Linked DNA regions of Homo sapiens: region 1 is linked to region 2. The links are chromatin loops, found by intact Hi-C in ENCODE. Cell type or tissue: mammary epithelial cell. All regions are shown on one strand. Each heading gives the region's core, and the rest is flanking DNA. Links, peaks and the distances in the headings are about the cores only. Region 1 holds the start of PKP3 (plakophilin 3). Region 2 has its middle 12 kb from the start of RNH1.

The links. Hi-C counts contacts between places; a loop is a spot of excess contacts. Peaks named below come from ENCODE experiments on the same cell type or tissue, not always from the same donor. Only the 100,000 strongest peaks of a DNase experiment are listed, where the experiment ranks them.
Region 1: it touches region 2 in a loop (10-fold over the local background); 40 of 110 quality-filtered maps call a loop at or near these places.

Annotation. Positions count from the first base shown.
Region 1 is chr11:389,150-405,049 of GRCh38, forward strand. It overlaps PKP3 (plakophilin 3), which reads left to right and starts at 5,060. Exons shown (of 13, transcript NM_007183.4): 1 at 5,060-5,375; 2 at 7,459-7,538; 3 at 7,665-8,296; 4 at 8,390-8,513; 5 at 9,843-10,047; 6 at 10,818-10,992; 7 at 11,185-11,302; 8 at 11,386-11,556; 9 at 13,929-14,114; 10 at 14,469-14,622; 11 at 14,794-14,986; 12 at 15,087-15,174; 13 at 15,385-15,759. The coding sequence starts at 5,144. The coding sequence ends at 15,420. RefSeq lists enhancers at 4,513-5,275, 7,234-7,763. In mammary epithelial cell, for the core only: a CTCF peak has its summit at 7,468; DNase peaks (open chromatin) are centred at 4,252, 4,972 and 5,492; H3K4me3 peaks cover 3,745 bases; H3K27ac peaks cover 2,481 bases.
Region 2 is chr11:514,146-524,660 of GRCh38, forward strand. It overlaps a transcript of LRRC56 not described here. Among named protein-coding and RNA genes, the nearest start is that of RNH1, 12 kb to the left of the region's middle. In mammary epithelial cell, for the core only: a CTCF peak has its summit at 4,692 (motif pointing left); DNase peaks (open chromatin) are centred at 1,226 and 4,556; H3K4me3 peaks cover 303 bases; H3K27ac peaks cover 2,094 bases.

The DNA of each region.
Region 1 (15,900 bases), core at 3,535-11,534, 120 kb before region 2:
AGTGCCCTGAACGGCTGGGCGCGCTGATATTTATTGCATACAAGACAAGGGGGCAGGATAAGGAGGGTGAATCTTCTAAGTGATAAGGTGAAGCAAGTCACCTTACGGTGACCCTTCCCTCTTAGGTAGCCGAAGTAGAGAGGAAAGGCAGCATACATCAGTGTTGTCTTCTATGCAGTTATAAGAACGATCAAAGACTTTAAGACTTTCACTATTTCTTCTACCGCTATCTACTACGAACTTCAAAGAGGAACCAGGAGTACGGGAGGAGCATGAAAGTGGACAAGGAGTGTGATCATTCAAGCACCACAGGGAGGGGGTTAGGCCTCCGGATGACTGCGGGCCAGGCCTGGAGAATATCCAGCCTCCCACAAGAAGCTGGTGGAGCAGAGTGTTCCCCGACCTCTCCAAGGAAAGGAGACTCCCTTTCGCGGTCGGCTAAGGAACGGGTGCCTTCCCAGGCACTCGCGTTACCGCTTGACCAAGGAGCCCTCAAGCGGCCCTTATGTTGGCGTGACAGAGGGCTCACCTCTTGCCTTCTAGGTCACTTCTCACAACGTCCCTTCAGCACCTGACCCTATACCCACCGCTTATTCCTAGGTTATATAGTAATGGAACAAAGAGTAATATTAAAAGCTAATGACTAATAATGTTTATAATAATGATTGATAATTGTCCATGAGCATCTCTATATCTAATTTGTATTATGACTATTCTTATTCTATTTTCTTTATTATACTGAAACAGTTTGTGCCTTCAGTCTCTTGCCTGGGCACCTGGGTCATCCTCCGCCCACAGGGGACCGCTGGAGGACAGACCATCCCTGGAGACGTGGGTTGCCGGACCTCGGGCCAGTCTCCCAAATGGTACAGCAGGACTGATGGGTCCCCAGCCTCCTCTCCCCAGCTACAGTCGTCCAGACCACCATTGCCATCCAGGAACCCCAGGGATTGTAGGGGTCAAGGGAAGGAGGATGGACCTCGTCCTGGACTCCAGAGTTCTCCTCTCCAATCTGGGCCCCCCTCCCCATCTCTTGGCACAACTGTGAGTGGCATCTCAGGCCTCCTTCCTCCACCATGTCAGGAATCAACACAGTCTTGTGAATACAGGGACCTCTCCATGGAGGGGTTAGCTTTTTTCCTTTCAGAAGGCACCTTCTTAGGCCAGGCCCCCGATTCCCAGGACTTCCCTCCTCCGCCTTGTTTGAGGAGGACCTGGCCCCACAGCGCCACCTGTTTATAACAGGAAAGCAACAGGAGCGGCCGCCACCTGTTAGCAGCTGCAATTTGGTGAGGAACACTTGGGGCTAACTGAATGGGTCCACACACCGTCCTGAGGCCAGACCCCAGGAGAACCCCCGGGAGATGCCCCGCCTGCCTCAGACAGACGCCCCCTTCCCCAGAGGAGCGCCGGGGTCCTGAGGCCAGACCCCAGGAGAACCCCCGGGAGATGCCCCGCCTGCCTCAGACAGACGCCCCCTTCCCCAGAGGAGCGCCGGGGTCCTGAGGCCAGACCCCAGGAGAACCCCCGGGAGATGCCCCGCCTGCCTCAGACAGACGCCCCCTTCCCCAGAGGAGCGCCGGGGTCCTGAGGCCAGACCCCAGGAGAACCCCCGGGAGATGCCCCGCCTGCCTCAGACAGACGCCCCCTTCCCCAGAGGAGCGCCGGGGTCCTGAGGCCAGACCCCAGGAGAACCCCCGGGAGATGCCCCGCCTGCCTCAGACAGACGCCCCCTTCCCCAGAGGAGCGCCGGGGTCCTGAGGCCAGACCCCAGGAGAACCCCCGGGAGATGCCCCGCCTGCCTCAGACAGACGCCCCCTTCCCCAGAGGAGCGCCGGGGGCATAGCAAGAGCCCGGGACTCGTCTGATGAACGAACAAGTAGTGGACGGACAGATGGACAGACTGACCAACAGGCCGGCAGTGGACGGGGTGTGTGCAGATGAAAGGTGTCCCCCCCAAGAGCCTACAGGGGCCATACCCCTCAGCTACTTTCCATGCCAAGGACCAAGGCCAGAGACCTCAGAGCTGCCCCAGCCACAGGCGCGGGGCAGGGGCCACACTCCACAAGGTGAGGGGTGGTGCCCATGGGCAGCCGGGCAGGCTCCGTGGAGGGGCTGGACTTGGCTGGAGCCCAAGTCAGAAGGTTTGCAAGCGTGGGCGCCAACAGGAAGCGCCAGGACGCTTGCCTCTGGGTGAGCTGTGCCCCCACGCCGGGTCCATCAACCACCAAGGGGCTCCCCTAATGCACTCCGAACCCCGCCCCTGCAGGCGGTGGGACCTGAGGCAGCCTCCCAAGCCTCTCTGTGCACCGGCTCACTCCTGAATTCGGCTTTGACTATATTTTGCTTCCAACGTCCTCACACCTTTCTCCCCAGATCCTCCCCCTTCTGCTCCTTAAGACGACCACCCCAACCCCCTCCACCCACGCAGGCTCTGCCCTGGAGGTTTGTCTTCTGTGCCCTCCCACAACTCCGGGCACGCACCTGGCAGCTCTGCCCACGACCTGGGCCCAGCCGACCTTCTCTGTGAGCGCCTCCCGTGCCCCCCACGCTGAGCCCACCATGCCCCGAAGCCCTCCTGCGCCCTCTCCCACCGCCTCTTGGGAGGTGACTGACAGGCCACACCCCACCCAGGACCCATCTAAGAGCAGCGCTCACTCACCCTTCGAGGCCCTCAGGTTCCAGGCTCTCAACCTGATTGTGCACCCAAGCGGCCCGAGGCTCCGTGCAGATTCCGGGCCCCACAGACAACCGCTTCCTCCAGGAAGCCTACCGTCAAGCCCCCCTCCAGGGCTCCTGTGTCAGGAGCTGGCTCCAGGGAGAGTGCGACCCTCAGGGCTGGTCACAGGGATCAGATGAGACTCCGCCGAGCCTGGAGCTGGAAGCTGCAGCGGTGGCCTAGCAGGCATCGCCATCCGTCTGGCCCGGCCGCAGTGAGGGAAGGTGCACCCCAGATTCCTGGCTTTGCCAAAACTGTGCCTGGCGGGCACCACGCATCCTCAGGGAGGCGCCGCAGCTCTGGGGGGGGGCACCCACAGCCCTCTCTGCCAAGGGGAGGAGGGAAGGTGGGCAGAGTCGGCCCTGGGGGCCCTGCAGGCCGCGGGGTACCGGCGTTCCCATCATAGCTCCAGCCGCACGGAAGCCCCTTCACTGAGTCCTCTTGTGAGCCCTTCGGCCTGACTGGGCTGCAGAGGCCCTCCAGGCTGGCTTCCCCCTCATGCCGCCCAGCCTGGCCCCTGCAGGGCCCCAGGTGGGCCTGGGGTGGACCTGGGTGCAGGGCGGGACCCAGCCCATGCCAGGCACATACCTCCAGGCCCGCTCTGCGCCGCACAAACTTGTCTCCCAGGATTTTTCCACACGAAACCTGTCTCCCAGGGAATCAGCCAGTCCGATGAGCTGGGCGTTCCCACCCCGCCCTCCGAGGCCCCCACAGTCCTGTCCCCGCCGCAGAGGCTGCCCCGCACGCGCCGGGCCAGGGATGGAGTCCTGGACACCTCGGCCGTCAGCAGTGGCCTCTGGGATGAGCTGGGAGGCTGGCGGGATCCGGACCACGAGCCGGGTAGGTCTCCCACCCCTTCCCCACCACCCCGACCCCACCTGGTGGCCCCAGCCCGGGCCTCACCCATCCTTTCAGTGGACCTTCCCCTCCCCCTTTAACCCCCCACGCTGACCTCCGACTCCTACTCTCCAGCTTCCTCCCCTCAGAACTGACCTCACCCTTAATGCTGCCTCCTAACCCTGACCCGGCCCTCACGCCAGACCCCTGCCCCAGCCCCATTAAGGCAAAAATCTTCCAGGGACGGAGCTAGGGGGCAAGGGTCTGCCCTGGAGGAGAGCCCAGAGCCAGGGTCCAGGGTCCAGGGAGAAGCAGAGGCTGTCCGATGAGCTCGTGAGAGAAGCCCAGAGGTTGTCATAGATGTTCAGCTCCCACCCCCAGCCCTCCTAGGCTTATCCCCACCCCCATCTACCAGGGGCTTGTCCCAGAGGCTAGAGGGCCTCAGAGCCCATTTGCTGGCTGTGGTGCTAGAAGGAGACCTTCTGGGCACAAGCCCTGCTTGGTCCAGGGCCCCCCCACCAGGGGCCCCCCACTACCCCACCCCCACCAGGGGCCCCCCACCCTCGCTCCCTCTCCATCCAGGCCTCTGCTCTTCCAGACCCCTGGTTCTTCCCTGCACACCCGCTCCTGCCCCAGCCTGACATGCGCTGACAGGAGTGCAGGCCCTCTGAGTCAACCCCCTGGGGCGGCCCCGCCCCCCTGCACCCTGACTCATGTGCTGGGAACGGCCTCCCACCCCAGGGCCTGGGGTGCAGGAGCAGTGGTGCCAGGGTCCCAGAAGCCAGAGAGGGTTTTGGAGGCCTCTGTAGGGGGTGAGGGGGTCCTGGGGGTGAGTTCCAGGGTCTGCAGGCTTCGGGGGAGGGCCGGTCCATCCACATGCTTCCTGGTGCGGAGGGGGCTCGCTGGATTCCAAGGACCAGGGCCAGGGCCTCCATGGAGTCCCGTTGGACCCTAAAGCTCTGTCCCTCCAGCCTTTGTCCTGATCCCTGGCACTGACCCCTGACTCCCGACAGTGTCTCCTGCCAACCCTTCCTAGGCCTCATCCCCACCTCACCAGGAAGGCTGGGCTACCATGGAGGCTGGCTGATTCTTGGAGCTACCTAGGGCCCTAGACCCCCAGGGACTGGGGCACCCTCCCCTTCATGCTGGGGGTGGCAGGACATAGGCCCCCCGCAGGCCCCCTGCCCTTCCCTGACACTCAGGACACAGAGGGCCCCTCTGTCCCAGCCCCACGACAAAGGGCCCGGTCTGGCCTTTACAGGCTGAGAACAAGAAGGACCCAGGTCCCCGTGGCCCTGTTGTGGGATGGGAGAAAAGGAGGCGGGAGGCCAGGCTGGGACCTGGGGCCATGCAGGGCCTGTTCTTCCGCCCAAATTCCACCTTAAGCAGGCGGCGGCCCCTCCCTCCCACCTGGCCAGGTGTCCCCGCCCCCAGCTGCGCTCAGGGCTGGGCAGGCGTCTGTCTTCAGGCGGCTCTGGGTGAGGCTGGCTGGGCGGGGACTTCAGGGAGAGGGCCTCGAGGGACAGGACGTGAAGATAGTTGGGTTTGGAGGCGGCCGCCAGGCCCAGGCCCGGTGGACCTGCCGCCATGCAGGACGGTAACTTCCTGCTGTCGGCCCTGCAGCCTGAGGCCGGCGTGTGCTCCCTGGCGCTGCCCTCTGACCTGCAGCTGGACCGCCGGGGCGCCGAGGGGCCGGAGGCCGAGCGGCTGCGGGCAGCCCGCGTCCAGGAGCAGGTCCGCGCCCGCCTCTTGCAGCTGGGACAGCAGCCGCGGCACAACGGGGCCGCTGAGCCCGAGCCTGAGGCCGAGACTGCCAGAGGTAGGCGGTGGGGACAGCGGCGGGGATGGCGGTGGCGGGGAGAGGTGGCTGCGGGCGGACGTGATAGTGTGAGGGCAGAGGCCGCAGTGAGGCCGGCTCCTGACTCACCAGGCCTCACACTGAGTCACACACCCCGCCCCAGGGGCGTGGGGAGAAGCCATGGGTGGGGCTGCCCTGTCCAAGCAGGGACCCCGGGGTCCTCCAAAGACTGAGCCTGGCCAGGCCCCACCTGTGCCTGGAGTCCTGGAGCCATCCCTGTGGGGGATGACAGGGAAGGTTGGCACATGGCAGGCGGGCCAGGCCACTCGGTCGGCAAACCCGGAACACGCACGCGCCTGGCCCCGGTAGCACAGACTCACATAGGGTCTCAGGGACACCCAGACACCCACGCTCCTCCCATACCTCACGGGAATGAGCAGAACGGGAAAGCGGGGAGAGGTGTGGGGGTGCTGGAAGTCCTGGAGGAAAGCCAGGCCTGTCTGGACCAGGGGCTCCCTGAGGAATTAGAGGGGAGGGCCCGGCTGGAGTGACCTAGATTTCTCTGTGGGAACAGCAGGTGGAGGAGCACCCCTCGGTGCCAGCCAGACCCACCTGTGGCGGAATCCTGGCCCCACTCACGCGAGTGTGTGTGCATGCGTGTGAGTGTGAGTGACAGGAGCACAGACGCTGTGAGTTGAAGGCAGTGGTTCTAGGAACGCCATTTCCTCCTTCCCAGGCTACAGCAACAGGGATTAAGGTTAGACAGTAAGATGGACCTCCCAGAATGCCAGGGACCCAGATGCCAGTTCATCATGGTCCACTTGGTGTTTAGAGGGGCCTTCCCCAGGACTGGCCTCCAGCCACTGGCCAGGGGGAAGTGAAGGTCGCCCAGCGGAGGGGCCGGCCCGGCGGCCTGGACTGTGGGGTCCTCCCTCCAGGGGCCTCAGCCTTGCTGGTGACCAAGTCGGGTGCCCAGGGGTCATGGGGTGGAGGACGGTGAGGGAAGGGTTAATTACCACCCTGGCTGCCCTGCCAATTAGAGGGAGGTGGATTATAATTGGGGGGTGGGGGTGAGGTCCCCAGGCTGGGGCGTGCCCCCACTCCGGGCTGGGCCTCACGAGCGTCAGAGGGTTAATAGCCCCGGCCCAGAAGCCCCATTAACCAGGGTGAACCTGGGGCCTCTGCCATGGGGGTGTCCCCCACAGAGCATCCAGCTCTGGGCAGAGTTGTGGGAGGGCCACGGCCCCTTTCCCTGCACCCCACCCTGAGCCCCTCAGCCAGGTCGCTCTGGTGGGCCTTCTCATGCCCCCACCATCAGCCCATCCTCTCTGCACCCATCCACGAGTCCATCCCTCTGCCCACTCACCATCCAACCATGGGACCCTGTCGTCGACGGCTGTCCCACCCCTCCATCCACCACTCTGTCCATCCTTCCAGCAGTCACAGCAGCCCTCCCATCCTCCTCCTGCCTGTCCCTCCATCCACCCTCCGCCCTCCACCCTCTGCCCACCCACCTGTCTGTCCACTCACTGTGGAGTCGGGCTGACGCAGCTGCCCTTGGCGTGTGTGTGGCTGGACGGGGTGGGTGTGGCCCCTGCCTCAGGCTCTGCCGGGTGGGACAGGGCACTGCAACAGGGCATACTGGTCCAGGGAGACAGTGTCACTCTCCTGTGACCGGGCACAGATGAGGTTTGGGCACAGGAGGGGCTCAAAAGGAGTCAGTGTGGGCCGGGGCAGGCCAGGCTGGCTTCCTGGAGGAGGCTGGGCACTGTACCATGGCAAGGATTGGAGAACTGATGTCAGAGGCCCTGGCACATTCCTCCTGGCGACCAGGAGGTCAGTGGGTGAGCGTATCTGCCCTCTCGGGTAGAGGAGGCACAGCTGGGGGGTGGGCTGTGGAAGATGGACCACCAGGGCTGACATGTGAGGAGACCAAGCCATGGCAGGAATGGGGAGGCACTGGCCCTGGTGCCCCCCTGGCCTCCCTGCCCTGGATTGGAGGCTGCTCCTAGGGTTGCCAATAGCGATGGAGTGGTGGAGAGGAGGCAGGAGGCCAGTGCTTTGCTGTGTGGCAGAGCTGGGCTACCACCGTCCCTCTCCACAGGCACATCCAGGGGGCAGTACCACACCCTGCAGGCTGGCTTCAGCTCTCGCTCTCAGGGCCTGAGTGGGGACAAGACCTCGGTGAGCGATGGGCCCAGCCCGAGGGGGACGATCTGAGCTCTGCAGTCTGGAGAGTGGGAGGCTCTGCAGCGGGCCCGGACACAGGTGAGCCCAGGCACGCCCTCACCGCCCCCTCTCGACCCACAGGGCTTCCGGCCCATCGCCAAGCCGGCCTACAGCCCAGCCTCCTGGTCCTCCCGCTCCGCCGTGGATCTGAGCTGCAGTCGGAGGCTGAGTTCAGCCCACAACGGGGGCAGCGCCTTTGGGGCCGCTGGGTACGGGGGTGCCCAGCCCACCCCTCCCATGCCCACCAGGCCCGTGTCCTTCCATGAGCGCGGTGGGGTTGGGAGCCGGGCCGACTATGACACACTCTCCCTGCGCTCGCTGCGGCTGGGGCCCGGGGGCCTGGACGACCGCTACAGCCTGGTGTCTGAGCAGCTGGAGCCCGCGGCCACCTCCACCTACAGGGCCTTTGCGTACGAGCGCCAGGCCAGCTCCAGCTCCAGCCGGGCAGGGGGGCTGGACTGGCCCGAGGCCACTGAGGTTTCCCCGAGCCGGACCATCCGTGCCCCTGCCGTGCGGACCCTGCAGCGATTCCAGAGCAGCCACCGGAGCCGCGGGGTAGGCGGGGCAGTGCCGGGGGCCGTCCTGGAGCCAGTGGCTCGAGCGCCATCTGTGCGCAGCCTCAGCCTCAGCCTGGCTGACTCGGGCCACCTGCCGGACGTGCATGGGTTCAACAGCTACGGTAGCCACCGAACCCTGCAGAGACTCAGCAGCGGGTGAGCGGCTGGGCCCGGCTCAGGGAGGGGGCTTCTACCACGGGCCCAGCCTGAACCCAAAGTTAGCCTGACCCCTGACCCCTGGCTCCGCAGTTTTGATGACATTGACCTGCCCTCAGCAGTCAAGTACCTCATGGCTTCAGACCCCAACCTGCAGGTGCTGGGAGCGGCCTACATCCAGCACAAGTGCTACAGCGATGCAGCCGCCAAGAAGCAGGTGACCACCCCGACCACCCACTCGCTGCCCCCTGGTGACCTCCTTCGTGGGCCCCACCACCTCCCACTGTCCTCTGCTCACTGAGCACCCCTCATGATCCCCAAGCTGACTGGGTAGACCCCACTCTGTCTGGAGCCCCCTCAGCAGAGGAAGAGCAGAAGGATACAATTTGGATACACCAGTATCACCTGCATCACCTCCGTACCCCCACATATACCTCATCACCTCCGTACACCCGCACACACCTGCGTCACCTCCGTACCCCCACATATACCTCATCACCTCCATACCCCCGCACACACCTCCGTCACCTCCGTACCCCCGCACACACCTGCATCACCTCCATACCCCCACACACACCTGCGTCACCTCCGTACCCCCGCACACACCTGCGTCACCTCCGTACCCCCGCACACACCTCCGTCACCTCCGTACCCCCGCACACACCTGTGTCACCTCCCTACCCCCACATATACCTCATCACCTCCGTACACCCGCACATACCTGCGTCACCTCCCTACCCCCACATATACCTCATCACCTCCGTACCCCCGCACACACCTGCGTCACCTCCCTACCCCCACATATACCTCATCACCTCCGTACACCCGCACACACCTGCGTCACCTCCCTACCCCCGCACACACCTGCGTCACCTCCGTACCCCTGCACACACCTCCGTCACCTCCGTACCCCCGCACACACCTGCGTCACCTCCCTACCCCCGCACACACCTGCGTCACCTCCGTACCCCCGCACACACCTGCGTCACCTCCCTACCCCCGCACACACCTGCGTCACCTCCGTACCCCCGCACACACCTCTGTCACCTCCCTACCCCCGCACACACCTGCATCACCTCCGTACCCCCGCACACACCTGCGTCACCTCCGTACCCCCGCACACACCTGCGTCACCTCCCTACCCCCGCACACACCTGCGTCACCTCCCTACCCCCGCACACACCTGCGTCACCTCCCTACCCCCGCACACACCTGCGTCACCTCCCTACCCCCGCACACACCTGCGTCACCTCCGTACCCCCGCACACACCTGCGTCACCTCCCTACCCCCGCACACACCTGCGTCACCTCCGTACCCCCGCACACACCTCCGTCACCTCCGTACCCCCGCACACACCTGCGTCACCTCCGTACCCCCGCACACACCTCCGTCACCTCCCTACCGCCGCACACACCTCCGTCACCTCCCTATACGGCTGCATCCCCTGCATATCTACATCTACGCACCTGGACACAGCTGCACACAGGTGCATAGTCTGCATCCATCCACATGCGTCTGTGCACCCCCATATGCCTGTGCCCGCAGGCCCGCAGCCTTCAGGCCGTGCCTAGGCTGGTGAAGCTCTTCAACCACGCCAACCAGGAAGTGCAGCGCCATGCCACAGGTGCCATGCGCAACCTCATCTACGACAACGCTGACAACAAGCTGGCCCTGGTGGAGGAGAACGGGATCTTCGAGCTGCTGCGGACACTGCGGGAGCAGGATGATGAGCTTCGCAAAAATGTCACAGGTGCTGCCTGTCCCCTCCTCCACCTGTCCTTCCTCCACCTGCGCCCCTCTGCCTATCCCCCCTGCCTTCCTCCCCACCTGCCCCCCTCCACCTGCCCACCATCTGCCCCCCTTCTCCACCTGCCCCCTCTGCCACCTGCCCCCCTACTCCTCCTCCCCCCCTCTGCCTTACCCCCCCACCTGCCCGCCATCTGCCCCACTCCTCCACCTGCCCCCTCCTCCACCTGCCCCCTCTGCCTGTCCCCTACTCCTCCTGTCCTCCCTCTGTGTCCCCCCCACCTGGCCCCCCTCCTCCACCTGCCCCCTCTGCCTATCCCCCACCTGTCCCCCCCTCCACCTGTCCCCCTTTTCTGCCTGTCCCCCTCCTCCTGTCCCTCCTCTGCCTGTCCTCTCTCCTCCGTTCTGACCCCTCCACCTCATTCGGTTCCCCTCCGTCCCTTTGTACCTTTTGCCGGCCGTGTTTCTACTTGGGCCTCCACTGCCCGCCTCTTTCCTGGACCCCCGGCCACCCTGTCCTGTGGTTTTGTCTCCTTGGAGCCGCCTGCACTGCCAGGCCTGCTCACCACCCCACCCCCACATCTTGTCCCCTCTTGCTTGGTCCCAGCTCTATCACCTCAAATGCCACCCCAGGGTCTCCCCAGTGGGGCTCGTGGGTGAGGCACAGAACACCAGGCCAGCCCCTGGGGAGAGGCGGGACCTCTTCACACCATCCCCAGAAACGCGGAGGGGGTTGGAGGGCAGACGCTGATAGCAGCCTCCCCCGTCCTCCAGGGATCCTGTGGAACCTTTCATCCAGCGACCACCTGAAGGACCGCCTGGCCAGAGACACGCTGGAGCAGCTCACAGACCTGGTGTTGAGCCCCCTGTCGGGGGCTGGGGGTCCCCCCCTCATCCAGCAGAACGCCTCGGAGGCAGAGATCTTCTACAACGCCACCGGCTTCCTCAGGTGCGCCAGCCTCGGGCAGCGGGGTGGGGATTGCAGGCGCGGGTCACTGTGGGGACTCCGCCTGGCCTGGCGTTCGCAGCCCACACACCGCACGCCTCGCGCTGGGGATGGGCGTGCGAGGGCCCACGATGGGTTGGGGCAAGGCCCGGGATGCGGGGTCCCTGGGGGGCTCTGATCCACCTCGGTCCCCAGGAACCTCAGCTCAGCCTCTCAGGCCACTCGCCAGAAGATGCGGGAGTGCCACGGGCTGGTGGACGCCCTGGTCACCTCTATCAACCACGCCCTGGACGCGGGCAAATGCGAGGACAAGGTGAGGGGCGCGGTGTGGAGGAGGGGCCGTGCCCCCGGGCCGCCGCTCTGACCCGCGCCCCTGCCCCGCGCCCCCGCCCGCAGAGCGTGGAGAACGCGGTGTGCGTCCTGCGGAACCTGTCCTACCGCCTCTACGACGAGATGCCGCCGTCCGCGCTGCAGCGGCTGGAGGGTCGCGGCCGCAGGGACCTGGCGGGGGCGCCGCCGGGAGAGGTCGTGGGCTGCTTCACGCCGCAGAGCCGGCGGCTGCGCGAGGTGGGCACCAGCCTGAGCGGGGCGTGGGGTGGGTGCTGCGACCCCGGCCCCGCTGACCCCGGCCCCGCTCACCCCCGCCCCGCTCACCCCCGCCCCGCTCACCCCGCCCCGCTCACCCCGGACCCCGCTCACCCCCGCCCCGCTCACCCCCGACCCCGCTCACACCCGCCCCGCTCACCCCCGCCCCGCTCACCCCCGCCCCGCTCACCCCGGACCCCGCTCACCCCCGCCCCGCTCACCCCCGGCCCCGCTCACACCCGCCCCGCTCACCCCCGCCCCGCTCACCCCGGACCCCGCTCACCCCGGACCCCGCTCACACCCGCCCCGCTCACACCCGGCCCCGCTCACCCCCGCCCCGCTCACCCCCGGCCCGCTCACACCCGGCCCCGCTCACACCCGGCCCCGCTCACACCCGCCCCGCTCACCCCCGGCCCCGCTCACACCTGCCCCGCTCACACCCGGCCCCGCTCACACCCGGCCCCGCTCACACCCGGCCCGCTCACACCCGCCCCGCTCACCCCCGGCCCCGCTCACACCCGGCCCCGTTCACACCCGCCCCGCTCACACCCGCCCCGCTCACCCCCGGCCCGCTCACACCCGCCCCGCTCACCCCCGGCCCGCTCACACCCGGCCCCGCTCACACCCGGCCCCGCTCACACCCGCCCCGCTCACCCCCGGCCCCGCTCACACCCGCCCCGCTCACACCCGGCCCCGCTCACACCCGGCCCGCTCACACCCGCCCCGCTCACACCCGCCCCGCTCACACCCGCCCCGCTCACCCCCGGCCCCGCTCACCCCCGGCCCCGTTCACACCCGCCCCGCTCACACCCGCCCCGCTCACCCCCGGCCCGCTCACCCCCGGCCCCGCTCACACCCGGCCCCGCTCACACCCGCCCCGCTCACACCCGGCCCCGCTCACACCCGGCCCCGCTCACACCCGGCCCCGCTCACACCCGCCCCGCTCACCCCCGCCCCGCTCACCCCCGGCCCCGCTCACCCCCGGCCCCGCTCACCCCCGACCCCGCTCACCCCCGACCCCGCTCACCCCCGCCCCGCTCACCCCCGCCCCGCTCACCCCCGACCCCCGGCCCCGCTCACCCCCGACCCCCGGCCCCGCTCACCCCCGGCTCCACTGACCCCGGCCCCGCTCACCCCGGACCCCGCTCACCCCCGACCCCCGGCCCCGCTCACCCCCGGCTCCACTGACCCCGGCCCCGCTCACCCCGGACCCCGCTCACCCCCGACCCCCGGCCCCGCTCACCCCCGACCCCCGGCCCCGCTCACCCCCGGCTCCACTGACCCCGGCCCCGCTCACCCCGGACCCCGCTCACCCCCGACCCCCGGCCCCGCTCACCCCCGGCTCCACTGACCCCGGCCCCGCTCACCCCGGACCCCGCTCACCCCCGACCCCCGGCCCCGCTCACCCCCGGCTCCACTGACCCCGGCCCCGCTCACCCCGACCCCGCTCACCCCAGACCCCCGGCCCCGCTCACCCCCGGCTCCACTGACCCCGGCCCCGCTCACCCCGGACCCCGCTCACCCCCGACCCCCGGCCCCGCTCACCCCCGGCTCCACTGACCCCGGCCCCGCTCACCCCGGACCCCGCTCACCCCCGACCCCCGGCCCCGCTCACCCCCGACCCCCGGCCCCGCTCACCCCCGGCTCCACTGACCCCGGCCCCGCTCACCCCGGACCCCGCTCACCCCCGACCCCCGGCCCCGCTCACCCCCGGCTCCACTGACCCCGGCCCCGCTCACCCCGGACCCCGCTCACCCCCGACCCCCGGCCCCGCTCACCCCCGGCTCCACTGACCCCGGCCCCGCTCACCCCGACCCCGCTCACCCCCGACCCCCGGCCCCGCTCACCCCCGGCCCCGCTCACCCCGACCCCGCTCACCCCCGACCCCCGGCCCCGCTCACCCCCGACCCGCTCACCCCGACCCCGCTCACCCCCGACCCCCGGCCCCGCTCACCCCCGACCCGCTCACCCCGACCCCGCTCACCCCCGCCCCGCTCACCCCTGCCCCGCTCACCCCGGGCCCCGCTCACCCCCGGCCCCGCTCACCCCGACCCCGCTCACCCCCGACCCCCGGCCCCGCTCACCCCCGGCCCCGCTCACCCCCGCCCCGCTCACCCCCGCCCCGCTCACCCCGGGACCCGCTCACCCCGACCCCGCTCACCCCGGACCCCGCTCACCCCCGCCCCGCTCACCCCGGACCCCGCTCACCCCCGACCCCCGGCCCCGCTCACCCCCGCCCCGCTCACCCCGGACCCCGCTCACCCCCGCCCCACTCACACCCGACCCGCTCACCCCGACCCGCTCACCCCGACCCGCTCACCCCGACCCCGCCGACTCCTCCCCGCCCTGCGCAGCTGCCCCTCGCCGCCGATGCGCTCACCTTCGCGGAGGTGTCCAAGGACCCCAAGGGCCTCGAGTGGCTGTGGAGCCCCCAGATCGTGGGGCTGTACAACCGGCTGCTGCAGCGCTGCGAGCTCAACCGGCACACGACGGAGGCGGCCGCCGGGGCGCTGCAGAACATCACGGCAGGCGACCGCAGGGTGGGGCACCCAACCCAGACCCGAGGGGGTCCCAGGGGTTCATGCGGTTGAGGGGGGGACAGAGGAGGGAGAGGGAGGGGAGGAGGAAGGGGACGCCCAGGGTCCGCGGAGCCTCGGAGGTCAGCGTCCCGGTGGCGCAGGCCTTGGGCCTTGGGAGGATGGAAGTCCTGCCCTGGGTTTGAAGGGAGGCACCTGATCCGGGCTGCGGCTGATTCCCCCCGGCTGGGGGGCAAAGGCAGAAGCAGAGGCCCCCCTGAGGGTGGCGAGAGGATGCAGCGACCCCATTGTGGCAGGACCCCCTCAGGTGAGGGTCTGAGGCCTCCGGGTCACGGCTCACACCCTCCCTCCCCACAGTGGGCGGGGGTGCTGAGCCGCCTGGCCCTGGAGCAGGAGCGTATTCTGAACCCCCTGCTAGACCGTGTCAGGACCGCCGACCACCACCAGCTGCGCTCACTGACTGGCCTCATCCGAAACCTGTCTCGGAACGCTAGGAACAAGGACGAGATGTGTGAGTCGGGCAGCCCCTCGTCCCTGCCCTGCTGGACCCACATGTCAATTTTGTCTTTAAGTGTGGGCTTCAGACCACTGGGGCCAGTCCAGCTCCCTGGGGGAGGCAGGGGACCCCAGGTGCCCAGGTGGCCAGGAGTAGGGGTGCAGACTGACCCCCGGCCTCCCACAGCCACGAAGGTGGTGAGCCACCTGATCGAGAAGCTGCCGGGCAGCGTGGGTGAGAAGTCGCCCCCAGCCGAGGTGCTGGTCAACATCATAGCTGTGCTCAACAACCTGGTGGTGGCCAGCCCCATCGCTGCCCGAGACCTGCTGTATTTTGACGGACTCCGAAAGCTCATCTTCATCAAGAAGAAGCGGGACAGGTAGGGGCCGACCCAGCCGTGCAGCAGCCTGGTCAGGGGTCCTCCCAGTCCACCCTGCTTTCTGGCTGTGTGTCCCCTCCTGACTGCCCTCCACCCTCAGCCCCGACAGTGAGAAGTCCTCCCGGGCAGCATCCAGCCTCCTGGCCAACCTGTGGCAGTACAACAAGCTCCACCGTGACTTCCGGGCGGTACGTTTCCCGAGCCCAGGGCAAGCAGGGACCCGGGTGCAGGGCATGGGACGCCGGGGGAGGGTCAGTGAAGAGGCCCATGGGAGGATGGAGACCAGGGACCCAGAGAGGAAGGGTCCGGGCCACACCCAGCACACTGCAGGAGGGACAGCGGGCAGAGGGCCACATGGGCAGACATGCACCCTGACCTTGGGCCTCTCTCCACTGTAGAAGGGCTATCGGAAGGAGGACTTCCTGGGCCCATAGGTGAAGCCTTCTGGAGGAGAAGGTGACGTGGCCCAGCGTCCAAGGGACAGACTCAGCTCCAGGCTGCTTGGCAGCCCAGCCTGGAGGAGAAGGCTAATGACGGAGGGGCCCCTCGCTGGGGCCCCTGTGTGCATCTTTGAGGGTCCTGGGCCACCAGGAGGGGCAGGGTCTTATAGCTGGGGACTTGGCTTCCGCAGGGCAGGGGGTGGGGCAGGGCTCAAGGCTGCTCTGGTGTATGGGGTGGTGACCCAGTCACATTGGCAGAGGTGGGGGTTGGCTGTGGCCTGGCAGTATCTTGGGATAGCCAGCACTGGGAATAAAGATGGCCATGAACAGTCACTGCCCTGTGTCCTTCCATGGCTGGCCCGACCCTGTGGCTGGCAGCATGATCCTGGGACTCAAGGTGTCCCCAGGCACCCCCTGCCCCTGAGGACACCCACCCCCTGGGCTCACACACAAGCCTCCCAAGATCAGAGGACA
Region 2 (10,515 bases), core at 381-8,380:
CACACCCGGCTGATTTTTTTCCATTTTTAGTAGAGACGGGGTTTCACCATGTTGGCCAGGCTGGTCTCGAACTCCTGGCCTCAGGTGATCCGCCCACCTTGGCCTCCCACAGTGCTAGGATTACAGGTGTGAGCCACCACCCCCAGCCATTTTTTTTTTGAGACGAGGTCTTGCTTTGTTGCCCAGACTAGAGTGCAGTGACATTATCTCGGCTCACGGCAACCTCTGCCTCCCAGGCTGAAGCAATCCTCCCACCTCTGTCTCCCTAGTAGCTGGGACCACAGGTGCACACCCCCACACCCGGCTAATTTTTTGTATTTTTGGTAGAGACAGGGTTTCACCATGTTGCCCAGGCTGGTCTCCTGAGCTCATGCAATCTGCCCACTTGACCTCCCAAAGTGCTGGGATTACAGGTGTGAGCCACTGTGCCCAGCCTATTATTATTATTATTTATTGTTTTTTTGGTCTTGAGGGAGGGTAGGGTGGTGGGAGCCCAGTTGGGGAGGGAGTGAGGAGTGGTCAATAAAGTATTTTAAATTGAGGCATATGCATTGTTTTGTAAACATAATGTTATTGCACACCTGACTGCACTGTGGTATAAACATAACTTTTATATGCAGTGGAAAACCGAAAAATCCCTCCGACTGGCTTTATTGCGACATTTGTGTTATTGCGGTGTCTAGAACTGAACCGTGGTAACCCAGGCCCGCCTGTGCTAACTTCCAGCACTACCGAGGTTGACGCAGCTAGATGGTTTTCTCCCCGGCTGGTTGCTGCTTCTCACCCACAGAGGCGGTGGAGCCCTTGGAACTGGGCAGAACACAGGGCTGCCTTGTCACCACTGCCTGGCTGAACCTGAAATTGGGCCGTTTGACAGAAAGACTTGAAAGGGCCACCAGTAAATTCTTTTTTCTTTTCATTGATTTTCCTCTTCTTACTTTCCTCCTCCTGAAGTTGGGGTCATGTCCCAAGAAGACCCACAAGGCCTGGCCTGTGGGTGCACATGTGGGGAGGGTCAGGTCTGTCGGCTGAGGAGGGCATTGGTAGGGGACTTTGAGCAGTGCTGCTCCGGAGACACGAATGATGGGATGGGAGGCTCTCCCATATCTGCCGAGAGCACAGCACCCCATGACTCCTGGGAGCTTGTCATAGATGCTGCAGATGAGTCCTTCCTCAGACGGGATATTTGCTAATGCCTCTGCCAGCCTGGGCTTGTCTTCTCAGGGCCTTTCAAAATGCACACACCCTTCATTCTCATGATGTCCAGTGGATCAGGTTTTCCTTTATGTGTCATGCTTTTAGTGTTTAAGAATCATTTCTCTAACCCAAGTCACACTGACATCCTCCTTTTCATTCTTAACGCACATTTTACAGTTGTAGGCCTTACATTTTGGCTTATAATAAGTTCTGAGGCCAGGCACAGTGCTCACACCTGTAATCCTGGCACTTTGAGAGGCCAAGGCGGGTGGATCACCAGAGGTCAGGAGTTTGACACAAGCCTGGCCAACATGGTGAAACCCCGTCTCTACTAAAAATACAAAAAGTAGCCAGGTGTGGTGGCGGGCACCTGTAATCCCAGCTACTCCAGAGGCTGAGGCAGGAGAATCACTTGAACCTGGGAGACAGAGGTTGCAGTGAGTCAAGATTGTGCCACTGCCCTCCAACCTGGGCGAGAGAGTGAGACTCCATCTCAAAAAAATTAATAGTAAATTTTGAATGGATTTATATATGTACTGTCATGTATAGATTGAAGCTTCCATTCATATGTGTAGCCCCGTCATTCTAGTACCATTTGTTGCTAAGATTCTCCTTTCTCTGCTGAATTTGCTTACACTTATTTCAAAATCAGTTGAGCATGTATGTGAGGGTCTACTCTCGATCCTCTATTCTGTTCCACTGATCTATTTGTCTATCCTGTTACCAATGCCACACTGTCTGGATTTCTGAACCTTTATAACACATCTTGGGCCAGGTGCAAAGGTTCACGCCTGTAATCCTAGCACTTTGGGAGGCCGAGGTGGGTGGATCACTTGAGGCCAGGAGTTCAAGACCAGCCTGGCCAACATGGCGAAACCCGTCTCTACCAAAAATACAAAAACTAGCCAGGCATGGTGGTACACGCCTGTAATCCCAGCTACTCGGGAGGCTGAGGTACAAGAATCACTTGAGCCCCAGAGGCGGAGGCTGCAGTGAGCTGAGATCGTACCACTGCACTCCAGCCTGAGTGACAGAGCGAGCCTCCATCTCAAAAAAAAAAAAACCCAAATCTTGAAGCCAGGCATAGAATGCCCTCTCACTTGACCATTGTTTTCCAGAGCTGTTTTGATGATTGTAGGCCCACAGCATTGCCACACACTGAAACACAGGCCCATGAGCACACATATATGTATAATACAAATATAAGTGCACACCATGACGCAGTGAAATTTATCACAGGAATGCAAGGCTGGTTCAACATGAAATATGAGCCAATGGAATTCACCATATAAGCAGATTAAAAGACAAAAAGACGGCCGGACGTGGTGGCTCACATCTGTGATCCCAGCACTTTGGGAGGCTGAAGCAGGAGGATTCTGAGCAACATAGTGAGACCTGGTCTCTAAATAAATAAAATAAGACAAAAATACATCATCATTTCAGTAGACTTAGAAAAGGCATTTGACAGAATCCAGCAGGCTTATAAAGCTTTTTAATTATTTTTTTCTCCCTCTCCCTCTCCCTCTCCCTTCGGTCTCCCTCTGTTGCCGAGGCTGGACTGTACTGCTGTGGTCTCGGCTTGCTGCAGCCTCCCTGCCCCGGGCTCCCATGGTTCTCCTGCCTCGGCCTGCCAAGTGCCTGGGATTGCAGGCATGCACCGCCACGCCTGACTGGTTTTTGTATTTTTGGAGGAGACGGGGTTTTGCCCTGTTGACCGGGCTGGTCTCCGGCTCCTGACCTCCAATGGTCTGCCCGCCTCGGCCTCCCGGGGTGCTGGGATTGCAGACGGAGTCTTGCTCACTCAATGCTCAGTGTTGCCAAGGCTGGAGCGCAGTGGCGTGATCTCAGCTCGCCACAACCTCTACCTTCCAGCTGCCTGCCTTGGCCTCCCAAAGTGCTAAGATTACAGCCTCTGCCCGGCCGCCACCCCGTCTGGGAGGTGAGGAGCATCTCTGCCCGGCCGCCCATCGTCTGGGAGGTGAGGAGCGCCTCTGCCCGGCCGCCCGGTCTGGGAAGTGGGCGCCTCTGCCCAGCTGCCCCGTCTGGGAGGTGGGGGGCGCCTCTGCCTGGCTGCCCCGTCTGGGAGTTGAGGGGTGCCTCTGCCCGACCGCCCCACCTGGGAAGTGAGGGGCACCTCTGCCCAGCCACCGCCTTATCTGGAAGGTGGGGAGCGCCTCTGCCCGACTGCCCCGTCTGGGAAGTGGGCGCCTCTGCCCGGCCGTCCCATCTGGGGGGTGAGGAGCACCTCTGCCCGGCCACCCCGTCTGGGAGGTGAGGAGTGCCTCTGCCAGGCCGCCCCGTCTGGGAAGTGTACCCAACAGCTCCAAAGAGACAGCGACCATCGAGAACGGGCCATGATGACAGTGGCAGTTTTGTCAAAAAGAAAAGGGGGAAATGTGGGGAAAAGAAAGAGAGGTCAGATTGTTACTGTGTCTGTGTAGAAAGAAGTAGACATAGGAGACTCCGTTTTGTTCTGTACTAAGAAAAATTCTTCTGTCTTGGGATGCTGTTAATCTATAACCTTACCCCCAACCCCGTGCTCTCTGAAACGTGCTGTGTCAACTCAGGGTTAAATGGATTAAGGGCGGTGCCAGATGTGCTTTGTTAAACAGATGCTTGGAGGCAGCATGCTCGTTAAGAGTCATCACCATTCCCTAATCTCAACTACCCAGGGACACAAACACTGCGGAAGGCCGCAGGGACCTCTGCCTAGGAAAACCAGAGACCTTTGTTCACGTGTTTATCTGCTGACCTTCTCTCCACTATTATCCTATGACCCTGCCACATCCCCCTCTCTGAGAAACACCCAAGAATGATCAATAAATAAAAAATAATAATAATAAAATTTTTTTTTTTTTGAGATGGAGTCTCGCTCTGTCGCCTAGGCTGGAGTGCAGTGGCCCATCTCAGCTCACTGCAAGCTCCGCCTCCCGGGTTCACGCCATTCTCCTGCCTCAGCCTTAGGAGTAGCTGGGACTACAGGTGCCCGCCACCACGCCCAGCTAATTTTTTGTATTTCTGGTAGAGACGGGGTTTCATGGTGTTAGCCAGGATGGTCTCGATCTCCTGACCTCGTGATCCACCCGCCTCGGCCTCGCAAAGTGCTTGGGATTACAGGCGTGAGCCACCGCGCCAGGTCAGCTTTTTAAATTTTTTTTGTATTGTTGGTAGAGATGGGGTTTCATTTGGCCAGGCTGGTCTCCAACTCCTGACTTCGTGATCCGGCCGCCTCCGCCTCCCAAAGTGCTGGGATTACAGACGTGAGTCACCCTGCCCGGCCGCCTGTTCACTTTATTACTTGGAGACCGTATTCCATTCCCATAACCCAGGGGAGGAGGCACGCACGAGCCGACACCAGCAGGTGGGGCAGGAAACGCAGCCAGCGCGGAACCGGACGCCCAGGAGCCGGCCCCGGGCTGCCCACGACGGGGCCGCCGGAGAGGACTCGCGGCGCCCCCTCCTGGATGTGGCCGGCGGCGCGCGAGGAAGGAGCCGCCCCGAACGCGCGAGCGAGGCCGGGACTCGGGCGCCCTCTGCCGGCCGCTCTGAGGGACCGGGGCGGGGGGGCGTGTCTCCCGGTCACGTGACCTGGAAACCCCGCCCCCAAACCGAGGGGAACTTGCGGCCCCAAGACGCGGCGCGCTTACGAGGGCGCGCGAGGCGCCGCACGGGGGAGGCTTCTCCGAAAGCCGCGAGGGCAGCTCCCGTGTGTCCGCTGTGCAAACCGGTCCTTCCGCCAAAAACCTGCTGTCTGGCTTTTCTCAGGTAAGAACTACCCAAAAGCTAGACGACATTTTCAGAACATACAAGTACAAATAAGAAGAGGGAAAATCACCCGCAGTTCACCCCTGAGCCGCGCGCATTCCTTAGATCTCCGTGTTTCTTCCTAAAGGAACGTGGCCTGATACACAGGTGAGCTTTATTAGAACGCGGGCTGATACACAGGTGAGCTTTATTAGAACGCGGGCTGATACACAGGTGAGCTTTATTAGAACGCGGGCTGATACACAGGTGAGCTTTATTAGAACGCGGGCTGATACACAGGTGAGCTTTATTAGAACGCGGGCTGATACACAGGTGAGCTTTATTAGAACGCGGCCTGATACACAGGTGAGCTTTATTAGAACGCGGCCTGATACACAGGTGAGCTTTATTAGAACGCGGCCTGATACACAGGTGAGCTTTATTAGAACGCGGCCTGATACACAGGTGAGCTTTATTAGAACGCGGCCTGATACACAGGTGAGCTTTATTAGAACGCGGCCTGATACACAGGTGAGCTTTATTAGAACGCGGCCTGATACACAGGTGAGCTTTATTAGAACGCGGCCTGATACACAGGTGAGCTTTATTAGAACGCGGCCTGATACACAGGTGAGCTTTATTAGAACGCGGCCTGATACACAGGTGAGCTTTATTAGAACGCGGCCTGATACACAGGTGAGCTTTATTAGAACGCGGCCTGATACACAGGTGAGCTTTATTAGAACGCGGCCTGATACACAGGTGAGCTTTATTAGAACGCGGCCTGATACACAGGTGAGCTTTATTAGAACGCGGCCTGATACACAGGTGAGCTTTATTAGAACGCGGCCTGATACACAGGTGAGCTTTATTAGAACGCGGCCTGATACACAGGTGAGCTTTATTAGAACGCGGCCTGATACACAGGTGAGCTTTATTAGAACGCGGCCTGATACACAGGTGAGCTTTATTAGAACGCGGCCTGATACACAGGTGAGCTTTATTAGAACGCGGCCTGATACACAGGTGAGCTTTATTAGAACGCGGCCTGATACACAGGTGAGCTTTATTAGAACGCGGCCTGATACACAGGTGAGCTTTATTAGAACGCGGCCTGATACACAGGTGAGCTTTATTAGAACGCGGCCTGATACACAGGTGAGCTTTATTAGAACGCGGCCTGATACACAGGTGAGCTTTATTAGAACGCGGCCTGATACACAGGTGAGCTTTATTACTGATTTTTTTTTTTTATGGGGAATCTCGCTCTGTCGCCCAGGCTGGAGTGCAATGGTGCGATCTCGGCTCTCTGCAACCTCCGCCTCCCGGGTTCCAGTGATTCTCCTGCCTCAGCCTCCCGAGTAGCTGGGATTACGTGCGCCACCACGTCCGGCTCATTTTTTTGTATTTTCAGTAGGGACGGGGTTTCATCATGTTGGCCAGGCTGGTCTCAAACTCCTGGCCTCAAATGATCCGCCCACCTCAGCCTCCCAAAGTCCTGGCGTTACAGGCATGAGCCACCGCGCCCGGCCTAGTATTGAATATTTCAAACATACAAACAGGTTTTTTAAAAATAATGAGCCCCATGCCTGACCTCTCCCCTTAAACACATGCTCAGAGCCCCCCGAGTCGCCCTCTCCCCTCCATCCAGGGTCTCCTGGAGGCCTCTGCCGCCTGAGTTCTGTCTCCGTCCTTTCTGTTCCCTGAGGCCGTGCTCACCCCTACGCCTTCCCAGATGGCGAGGGCCTTTCCTGCGCCTCTGAACAATTTGGAAACGCTGCACAATGCGCACCCACCCGCCAGCTGCTGGTTCCATTCAACAGAATTGGGGTGGGAATTGTCCATATTGAGACCGCGTCGGTTATTCATCTCAGCTGCTGTTGACTACTCCGCTGCCTGAACACCGGCATTTACTCACCGATGCTCTCGTCTTGTCTGACTTTATGCAAACACTGCCACCGCCAGCGTACTCCGGACCTCTGTGTGCCCAGACACGGGGCAGACGCCCTGCCAGGCCCAATCGCCCCCCAGCGGTGGCTCTCAGAATTTACGCTCCCGCCCCAGGGCACAGGCTCCCTCCCCGCTCCAGACCTTCACTAGCCACTGGTTCGACTGCCTCAGGCCTCCCTGTCCCCACCCTAGTCATGAGAATATGAAATGGTAACTCACCATGGGTCTAGCTGGCATTTCACCAAGTACTAGTCAGGCATACTTCCGCTTGGTTCTGCCTGTTCCTACCCTTTGCTTTGTGCGTTTTGAGACAGGCATCTGGAGTGCAGTGCCATGATCACAGGTCACTGCAGTCTGAACCACCTGGGCTCAAGCAACCCTCCTGCCTCAGCCTCCCGAGAAGCTGCGACTACAAGCACACACCACTGTGCCCAGCTAATTTTTGTATTTTTGGCAGGGACGGGATTTTGCCATGTTTTCCAGGCTGGCCTTGAACTCCTAGCTCAAGCAACTGGCCCACCTCAACCTCTCAAAGTGCTAGGATTATAGGTGTGAGCCCCTGCACCCAGCCAAGAGATATTTTCAAAAACAATTACAGCCCGGTGAGGTGGCTCACGCCTGTAATCCCAGCACTTTGGGAGACCGAGGCGGGCAGATCACGAGGTCAGGAGATCGAGACCATCCTGGCTAACACGATGAAACCCCGTCTCTACTAAAAAATACAAAAAATTAGCTGGACGTGGTGGCGAGCGCCTGTAGTCCCAGCTACTCGGAAGGCTGAGGCAGGAGAATGGCGTGAACCTGGGAGGCAGAGGTTGCAGTGAGCCGAGATCACGCCACTGCACTCCAGCCTGGATGACAGAGCAAGACTCCGTCTCAAAAAAAAAACGATTAAAATCAGCTGCCCAAAACAGCTCTCATAACCCAAATGAAGGCAGAAAAGGGAAGATAAGATACAGGAAACAAATAGCATGAATGGAAAAATAAAAAAATCTAAATCCAAATATATCAATAATTACATTAAATGCAAATGGTCCAAGCATATTAATCAATTCTTTTTTTGAAAGAGTGTCTTGCTCTGTCATGCAGGCTGGAGTGCAGTGGTACGATCACGGCTCACTGCAGTCTCAACCGCCTGGGTTCAAGTGATTCTCACTTTATCCTCCAGAGTAGCTGAGACTACAGGCACGCACCACAATGGCTGGCTGATTTCTGGTTTTTTTGTTTTGTTTTGTTTTGTTTTGTTTGAGACAGAGTCTCACTCTGTCGCCCAGGCTGGAGTGCAGTGGCGCGATCTCAGCTCACTGCAAGCTCTGCCTCCCGGGTTCAGGCCATTCTCCTGCCTCAGCCTCCCAAGTAGTTGGGACTACAGGCGGCCGCCACCACGCCTGGCTAATTTTTTGTATTTTTTAGTTGAGACGGGGTTTCACTGTGTTAGCCAGGATACTCTCGATCTCCTGACCTCGTGATTCGCCCACCTCGGCCTCCCAAAGTGCTGGGATTACAGGCGTGAGCCACCGCACCTGGCCATTTCTGTACTTTTTGTAGAGATGGAGTTTCACCATGTTGCCCAGGCTGGTCTCAACTCCTGAGCTCAAGCAATCCGCCCACCTTGGCCTCCCAAAGTGCTGGGATTACAGGAGTGGGCCACCTCACCTGCCCTTTTTTTGTTTTGTTCTGGTAAATAAATTCTGACATTCTCTGTATACATTTTCTTTTCTTTTGAGACAGAGTTTCACTCGTTCCAAAGCGCAAAGGTTGGAGTGCAGTGGCGCAATCTCGGCTCACTGCAACCGTCACTTCTTGGGTTCAAGCGATTCTCCTGCATCAGCCTCCCAAGTAGCTGGAATTACAGGCATGTGCTTCCACGCCCGGCTAATTTTTGTATTTTTAGTAGAGACGAGGTTTCACCATGTTGGCCAAGCTGGTCTCTGTATATATTTTCTATGTACAGAGATAATCTATTACTGTTGTAAAACAACAATATATAGTTTTTTGTTTTGTTTTGTTGAGACTGAGCCTCGCTATATCACCCAGGCTGGAGTGCAATGGCGCCATCTCTGCTCACTGCAGCCTCCACCTCCCAGGTTCAAGCGATTCTCCCTCCCCAGCCTCCTGAGTGGCTGGGATTACAGGCACGCACCACCATGCCTGGCTAATTTTTGTATTTTTAGTAGAGGCAGAGTTTCACCACGTTGGTCATGCTGGTCTCGAACTCCCGAACTCAGGTGATTCGCTCGCTTTGGTCTCAAAGGCGGGATTACAGCATGAGCCACCTCGCCCAGCAATATATAGTTTTAAAAAGCAATCTGGGGGCCGGGCGTGGTGGCTCATGCCTGTAATCCCAGCACTTTGGGAGGCTGAGGCAGGCAGATCATGAAGTCAGGAGTTTGAGACCAGCCTGACCAACATGGTGAAACCCCATGTCTACTACAAATACAAAAATTAGCCACGTGTGGTGGTGGGCACCCATAATCCCAGCTACTCAGGAGGCTGATGCAGGAGAATCGCTTGAACCCTGGAGGTGGAGGTTGCAATGACCCAAGATTGCGCCACTGCACTCCAGCCTGGGCAACAGAGACTCCATCTAAAAAAAAAAAAGCCGGGGTTGGGGGGCCGGGCGCGGTGGCTCACGCCTATAATTCCAGCACTTTGGGAGGCCCAGGCAGGTGGATCATGAGATCAGGAGTTCAAGACCAGCCTGGCCAATATGGTGAAATCCTGTCCGTAAAAATACAAAAATTAGCCGGGTGTGGTGGCGCACGCCTGTAGTCCCAGCTACTCAGGAGGCTAAGGCAGAAGAAACACTTGAACCTGGGAGGCAGAGGTTGCAGTGAGCCGAGATTGTGCCACTGCACTCCAGCCTGCGTGACAGAGCAAGATCCTGTCTCAAAAAAGAATAATAAACAAAATAAAAAGAAAACTACAAGATCTGAAGAAAAAAATTTAAAGACCTAAATAAATGGAGAGACATACCACATTCTTACATGCAGACATACTATCATACAGGTATCGGTTCTCGGTAATTGATCTATGGATTCATTGCAATTCCAATCAAAATCCCAGCAGGACTTTCTGTAGATTTAGACAAACTGATTCTAAATGCACCACACGTGGAAAAATGAAAGAAGACTCACATAACCCAACGTTACACTGACTGTGGAGTGACAGCGTGAGGCCAGCTTGGTGTTGGAGAAGGGGCAGACACACACCGAGGGAAGACGATGGAGATCCCAGAAACGGACGCACACAAATATGGCTCATGGATTATTGACCAAGGTACACAAGCAATTCAGTAGAGAAAGGAAGATCTGGCCGGGCGCGGTGGCTCACACCTGTAATCCCAGCACTTTGGGAGGCTGAGGCGGGTGGTTCACCTGAGGTCGGGAGTTCAAGATCAGCCTGACCAACATCGAGAAACCCCGTCTCTACTAAAAATACAAAATTAGTCAGGCATGGTCGCAGGTGCCTGTAATCACAGCTACTCGGGAGGCTGAGGCAGGAGAATCGCTTGAACCCGGGAGGCGGAGGTTGTAGTAAGCCGAGATTGCACCATTGCACTCCAGCCTGGGCAAAAAGAGTGAAACTCTGTCTCAAAAAAATAAATTAATTAATTAAAATAAA